Regions from separate parts of the Homo sapiens genome. Here region 1 is linked to region 2. A link is a contact called in ENCODE Hi-C or POLR2A ChIA-PET data. All regions are on one chromosome and are shown on one strand. The core of a region is the stretch at or near the end of the contact, and the rest is flanking DNA. Distances in the headings are between cores, read along the strand shown. Region 1 holds the start of RABAC1 (Rab acceptor 1). Region 2 holds the start of EGLN2 (egl-9 family hypoxia inducible factor 2).

What was found. A loop is a pair of places that touch in the nucleus more often than their neighbours do. ChIA-PET counts read pairs that join two places held with the same protein, here RNA polymerase II (POLR2A). Pooled maps may share reads with other maps.
Region 1: a pooled map shows a loop between it and region 2 (10-fold over the local background). The contact joins the promoter of RABAC1 here to the promoter of EGLN2 in region 2. A Hi-C loop is called at or near these places in 1 of 37 single-sample maps with no recorded cell type and 8 of 50 pooled maps. POLR2A ChIA-PET finds 5 or more read pairs at or near these places in 1 of 52 experiments (activated T-cell).

The regions. Positions count from the first base shown.
Region 1 is chr19:41,957,374-41,960,759 of GRCh38, forward strand. It overlaps RABAC1 (Rab acceptor 1), which reads right to left and starts at 1,948. Exons shown (of 5, transcript NM_006423.3): 1 at 1,864-1,948; 2 at 1,363-1,575; 3 at 913-1,010. The coding sequence starts at 1,919. RefSeq lists silencers at 1,156-1,225, 1,676-1,925 and an enhancer at 2,036-2,325.
Region 2 is chr19:40,797,287-40,800,440 of GRCh38, forward strand. It overlaps EGLN2 (egl-9 family hypoxia inducible factor 2), which reads left to right and starts at 1,905. Exons shown (of 6, transcript NM_080732.4): 1 at 1,905-1,976; 2 at 3,053-3,154. RAB4B-EGLN2 (RAB4B-EGLN2 readthrough (NMD candidate)) reads left to right here. Exons shown (of 12, transcript NR_037791.1): 8 at 3,053-3,154. RefSeq lists silencers at 1,683-2,042, 2,193-2,242.

The DNA.
Region 1 (3,386 bases), core at 698-3,197, 1.2 Mb after region 2:
CTGGGATCCCGGCTTCCTGCTCCCTAGACTAGGGCTCTCCTGCTGCAACCCTCGCGCAGACCAGGGTCTCAAACTGGTGGCCCAAGGGCCAAATCTGACCTGTGGATGTGTTTTTTGAGCTGTTTTGCAAGGATGTGATTTGTGGCTGGCAAAGTGAACGATTTCACATAAAAATACCAACTTCAGGCTTCTCATAGAAGTCTCAGGGATGGGGTCTACATGCTCTGGTGACGGTGATCAGCTGAAGCCAAGTCGTGCCTGTGCTTCAGGCACTCCCTCCACCCCAGCCCATCAAGCACATAACTTGCAGGCCCCTGAAGAGCCTGGCCTTCAGGTCTACCTAACTGTCCAATCCCAACTCCCTGACCCCACTCCAAACCTTGATTTTCCCCTGGGGGGAATTTCCCCTGGCATTTTGTTTTCCCAGTGGTCCTTGGTACTACTAGTCTGGGAACCACATGAAACATACTCCTCGGCTTCCCTCTCTAAGTTCCAAGTTCTTTCTGGTCACACCCCAGAAAGCAGGAAAAGAAACGGGAACAGATCTAGGCCAGTGTAAGGTGGCCACCTGGTGTCCAGTGTGGGCACCTGCAGCTGATGTTGGCCGCAGAGAGCGGCAAGGGGAGGAGAGAGAGGGGAGGAGTCATGTGGTTTGAAAAGGAGTAGGTTTAAGGCACAGCAGCCAGGTGGATCCTGGGTTTGAGGAATAGCAATTTGAGGGGGCTGAGACTCGATGGAAGGATCGGTTGTGTCTGAGATTTTAAGGGATCAGGTTTGGGGGATCTAGTGTACATCTAGGCTTGGGCGGACTTGGGTTTTGAAGGACTTGGATTTGGGGTCTGAGGTCTGTCTGCATTCCAAAAGACCAAGATTTGAGGGACCAAGGATTCATCTGGGCAGGGGGTTTCTCACCAAAGAGCACAAGCTTGGACTCCAAGGTGCGCAGATAGAGAATGTAACAGGCGCCGAAAAAGACAGCCAGAGCCACCAGCAACATAGGGGACGTCACCCTGGAGGAGGAGTGCAGGGAGGCAGCGGTTAGACAGCTGGGGCTGGGCCAGCCCGACGGCCCTGGCCTTCTCCACCGGCGGGCGGCAAGCTACATCCTGGAGACCAGGGAGGGCCAGGTGACATTTAGTCACACTGCATCCTGGCCAGGGTGATGGTGGGGTAGGGGACCTGGCCCTTTGGTGACAAGGTAGTCTAGCAGAGCCAATCCTTGGGGGCGGGGCCTGGGCGGTGAGAAGAGGGCCCTGGGCGGTGAGAGGAGGGACCGGGCGGTGAAGGGCGGGGCCTGAGCGGCGAGAGGAGGGGTCCAGCCGGTCGGGGCTAGTGCGGGTGCGGGGCCCGGGAGGCACTCACACACAGTACAGGATGAGGCCCAGGAACACGAACACATAGTTGCTCTGGTAGTACTCCACGTTGCGTACGAGGCGCTGGCACAGCTCTCCCAGGTTGCGGGGCCGTGAGAAGCGCTGCTGGTCCACGAAGGTGCTCCAGGGCCGGATGGTCGCGCGGCGCCGCTCCAGCCACTCCCGGCCTGCACCGGAGGGAATCAGCTTCGGCAGCAGGGTCCTGCGGGGGGTGGGGCCGGGTCAGTGGTGGACCGGGATGGAGCCCCAGACCCCCGCAAAAGAAGGGGACTAAGGGTGCCTGGACTCCCTCCCGGGACCCCAGATTCCTGTACAGCAGGCAGGGAGGGGACTAGGGGCCCAGACTCCAGGGTCCCATTAGAGGAGACCGGGGCCAACACTTCTGCGGCTCGGGGCTGGGACTCCAGGCTCTCGAGGGAGGAGGGAGGAGGGGGCCGGGGGCCCGGACTCCCGGGTCTCTGGTCCGAGGGCCTAGAGCCAGCTCGCTCACGTGCCGCTCAGCCCTTCCGCCTCGGCATCTTTCTGCTGGTCCTTCTGCGCTGCCATGTCTGCGTCGTGAGGGGTAGAGCTGCTGTAACCAGCCCGGTACCCTGAAGACCCCGCCGGCCCCGCCCGACGCCGGCCCCACCCAGCGGAGTCGACGTGGCGCAGCCCCGGAGCAGCTGGGGACTGTAGTTCTGCCGCCGAGTATTGTGGGAGTTGTAGTCCTGACGGTGACTAAGAGGATGGGCGCTATGATGGCGGTCTGACTCGCAAAACACCTTGGGAGATATAATCCCAGAAAGTGACGGCGCGCGCCTCTGGGTATTATAGGAGTTGTAGTTTCAGGAGGGTGCATGTGGGCTGTCAGGAGCGAGGGCGTTATGGGAACTCTAACGGCAGAAGCGGGCGTTGTGTACTCTCCCAGGGAAGGCACAATGGGGACCGTGCAGAGCTGTCCTTCTGACTCTAGAGGGCATAAAAAAACACCTGGAGGGCTTGCTAAAACAGATTCCTGGGCCCTAGCCCAGATGTTTTCATTCAGCAAGTCTGGGGTGGAGCCCATAATTTCCATTTCTGAGTTCCCAGGTGATGCTGATGCCCCTGGTCCATGGACTACATTTTGAGTAGAAAGATTTAGATAATTTGTGGGAATTGATTCCTTCCTCAAGAGATTGAGGCTAGTGAGGGGGCCATGGTTGCTGGAGGGGTATCTGAGGTTGCCCCCTGCCCCACCTTGTGGAGTCCCAAAGATGAATGAGTTGGGGCTAGGGACACCTCCGACCCCGCCACACACACCTTTGGAGAGAAGGGAGTGAAGTTGGGAAAGACAAAAGGTTGAGAAGTTTTGTGGGCTTTTTTGAAATGGAGTCTCGCTCTTGTTGCCCAGGCTGGAGTGCAATGGCGCAATCTCGGCTCACTGCAACCTCTGCCTCCTGGGTTCAAGCGATTCTCCTGCCTCAGCCTCCAGAGTAGCTGGGATTACAGGCGCCCGCCACCACGCCCAGCTAATTTTTGTATTTTTTTAGTAGAGACGGGGTTTCACCATGTTGGCCAGGCTGGTCTCGTACTCCTGACCTCGTGATCTTCCTGTCTCAGCCTCTCAAAGTGCTGGGATTACAGGCGTGAGCCATTGTGCCTGGCCCACAGGGCTGGAATTCTAATTGAATTCTAATGGGGTGAACCAGAACAGGGCCTCAAGAAATGTGTGTGGAAGTATAGGGAAGCCTGGGCTCCCTTAAGCAGACTGGGATCCTAATTTTCCAAAGCAGCTGGGTGGGGCTGGAAGGAAAATATCTATATGGGATAACCAGGTGACCTTTTTTTTTTTGAAAATTTTTTTAAGTAGATAAGGGATTTTGCTGTGTTGGCCCAGTAGGTCTCAAACTCCTGGACTCAAGCGATCCTTCTGCCTGGCCTTCCCAAGTATTGGGATTACAGGTGTGAGCCACCATGCCCAGGTTCAAGTGACTTTTTTTTTTTTTTGAGACGGAGTCTCACTCTGTCGCCAGGGCTGGAGTGCAGTGGCACAAT
Region 2 (3,154 bases), core at 655-3,154:
CGCTGGCCTCCCAAAGTGCTGGAATTACAGGTGTGAGCCACTGGGCCTGGCCTTGGGGGCCTTGTTTCCTGATTGGACGTGGTGTGGGGTATACCAAGCATGATGACTCAGGTGCCTGTTGCGGAGGGAGGGAATTTGTTACTGTGTGGACAGTTTGTGACAATCTGTGTTCTAAGCTCACGTGTGTAAACACGCTGATGTCCCTGTGTTTGTGACATGTGTACATGTTTCCAGTACCTGCATATGGGATGATGTCTATAGGATATAATGTGTGCTGGTTGTGTGTGATGCTGACAGCCGTAACTGCTCTGTGGCCTTGGTCATTGTATTGGTGAGGCTGGTATTGTTTGGGACATCAAGGCCAGGGGATGGGAATTTGGACCTATAGGTGGGCCTCCGGTGTGTGCATGTCTGATGCCTGAGAGTCAGAGGCAGTGACTCACTACTGCGTGTGTGCCTGTGCATGTGTACCCCGAGGTCTGTGTGTGTTTTGGTGTGAATTTGGCTCCTTTTAAACACCCATGTGTGGCCAGGCGTGGTGGCTCATGCCTGTAATCCCAGCACTTCGGGAGGCCAAGGCAGATGGATCACTTGAGCCCAGGAGTTGGAGACTATAGCCTGGGCAACACAGAGAGACCCTATCTACAAAAATAAAAAACAGAAAAAGTTAGCCAGGTGTCGTGGTACACACCTGAAGTCCCAGCTATTCCGGAGGCTGAGGTGTGAGGATCACTTTAGTTGGGAGGTTGGGCCTGCAGTGAACTATGATCATGCCACAGCACTTCAGCCTGGGCAAAAGGGTAAGACCCCATCTCAAAAACAAAACTAAACTAGAAACACCCTTGTGTGGCCATGAACCCTGTGTGTGCCCTGAGGACTGCGGGCTTTTGTGCAATCCTCACGCATGTGTGGATACCAGTATGCATGCCCTTGTGCTCACGCGAACCGCCCTACGCCCTCAGGTGGCCTGCAGGGGACTGGTGCAGCCCCGAGGACACTCCCAGTTGCTCGTCGCCCTCCCATCTCCACGTCGGCCTTCACCGACCCGGCGGGAGCCTTGAGTCCCAGCTCTCCAGAGCAATGGTGGAGCGGGCAGGGCATTCAAAATGACCTTATCTCCTTAGTCTCCTAAAGTGTTCCCAGCTGGCCATGCAAATGTCTTCTCTGTGTAGCGTTCCGTGGATTTTTTTTTGTTTCATTTTTTAATTTTGTGTAAAGATAAGGTCTCACTCCGTTGCCCAGACTTTCCCTGGTTCTTTATTCTGATTCCCACAATCGTCCCGAGGGGGCAGGCCGGAGCGGGTCTTGAAAATACACATTTGCACATCCCTTCTAGTCCGCGTTCCCTTTTCTCAAGGGCAACCCGCACTTTTTTGCCTCCGTTATAAAAGATACTTATGTAAATTACTGACGTGCGAATTTACATACATTTCTCAACTAACTGCGTAGCCATTTCTCCGTCTCTCACCTCCGTTCCTGGACGGCGAGAAGGAGGAGGAGCTGACCATGTAAATGAAGTCACGCGCACCGCGCTGCCGAACTCGGTGCCCCGCGCTGGGCGGGGGGCGGGTAGGCCTGTCCATGTAAATCACATCATTTGCGTGCCCCGCCCCGCCGACGCCACTTGATTCCAACATGCAAGAAACGCCCCCTCCCAGACCCGGCCCCTCACACTGCGTTCCCCCTCCCGCGCAAAGGGGGCGGGGCGGAGGATGCAAATGAACCTCGTGTAGGCCACGGACCGCTGTTTCCTTTCTCCTTGGTAGGGGGGTTGTCCCGAACTTCCTCGCCCCGCTCCGCCCCGCCCCGCGCGGCTCGGGCCTGCGCAGGCGCCGTCCCCTCCGCGGGGCGCGGTCACGTGCCCACCGGGCGAGGCGGGGCGGGGCGTCGCGCGCGGTGGGGGCGGGGTATGGCGCGCTGTGCGGCGCAGGGCGGCTGGCACAAACGGCGGCGCCGGGGCCGGAGGAAAAAGCTCGGTGAGGAGGTCGCGGGGCGAGAAGGGAGCGGGAGGAGACTAAGCCGGAGCCGGGGCGCCGGCGCGAACCGGGCGGGGTGTGGGGGCGCGCGCCGGGGCCTGCCGGGGCGACCCCGGGAAGGGGGATGTGGGTGCGGCGCGGGGGAGGGGACGCGCGCCGGTTACGTTGGGTGCCGGCCGTTGTGGGGGTTGGGGTGGGGGCGGGGAGCGCGCGCCGGGCGGAGGCCGAGTGGAGGGGGAGGGGAGGGGGTCCGAGCGGCCCTTAGGCCCTGCCCCTGTCGCCTACTGCGCTCAGAAGGGGCCTCAGGGCCTGCCCCGGGTTGGGGGCGTTGGGGTGCCCTGGATGGGGGCACCTTTATCTCTCGTCCTGTCTCCGGGTGCGTGCACCCTCCTCCGTCCTTTCCTCTGTCGCCGCGGACCCTCTCCCCGAGGGCCCCTCCCGTCGGTCAGTCTCGGGACCTCCCTTCCGTCTGGGCGTGTGTCCGCCCCCGGCCGGCTTCCTCCCGTCGGGCTCGGGTCGACCCCACCGTCCCGCTCCGCCCCGGGTCCTCCCTCCCAGCTTCCCTCCGGTCTATTTTTCTGTCTCTGGGCCCCTCGTTCTCTTTGTTTTTGGACTCCCCAGTTTCCTCTGTCTTTTGACCCCCCCGCCCCCACCCTGACTCTCCCTGGAACCCCCACGTTTCTCGTTGTCTTTCTGGAACGCCGAGGCAGGTCCCTCCTATTTTCCAAACCCCCTCCTTTCCCACTCCTCCACACCACCCTTTTCTACTCCAGCCCTCCTTCTTCTGTCTTTGGTTACCGCGTCCCACAACCTGCACCACAGTCCTCTGTCTTAGGGTCATCTACCCAGCCCCTGGCCTCCAGCCTCTCCCTATCACTGCCTCTTATCTGTCAGCGGACTCCCGCACCTCCAGATTCTCAGGGTCCTCTCCCCGACTTGGCCTCAGGTTTTGGGGGGCCTCTATAGTCAAGTCTGTCCTGGTCGTCTTCCCCACTCCTGCCCATACCATCCCGGCTTTCCCCTGCCTGCCTGTCTCTAGTTTCTCTCACATCCCTTTTTTTTTTTCCTTTCTCTAGCCACCCTGAAGGGTCCCTTCCCAAGCCCTTAGGGACCGCAGAGGACTTGGGGACCAGCAAGCAACCCCCAGGGCACGAGAAGAGCTCTTGCTGTCTGCCCTG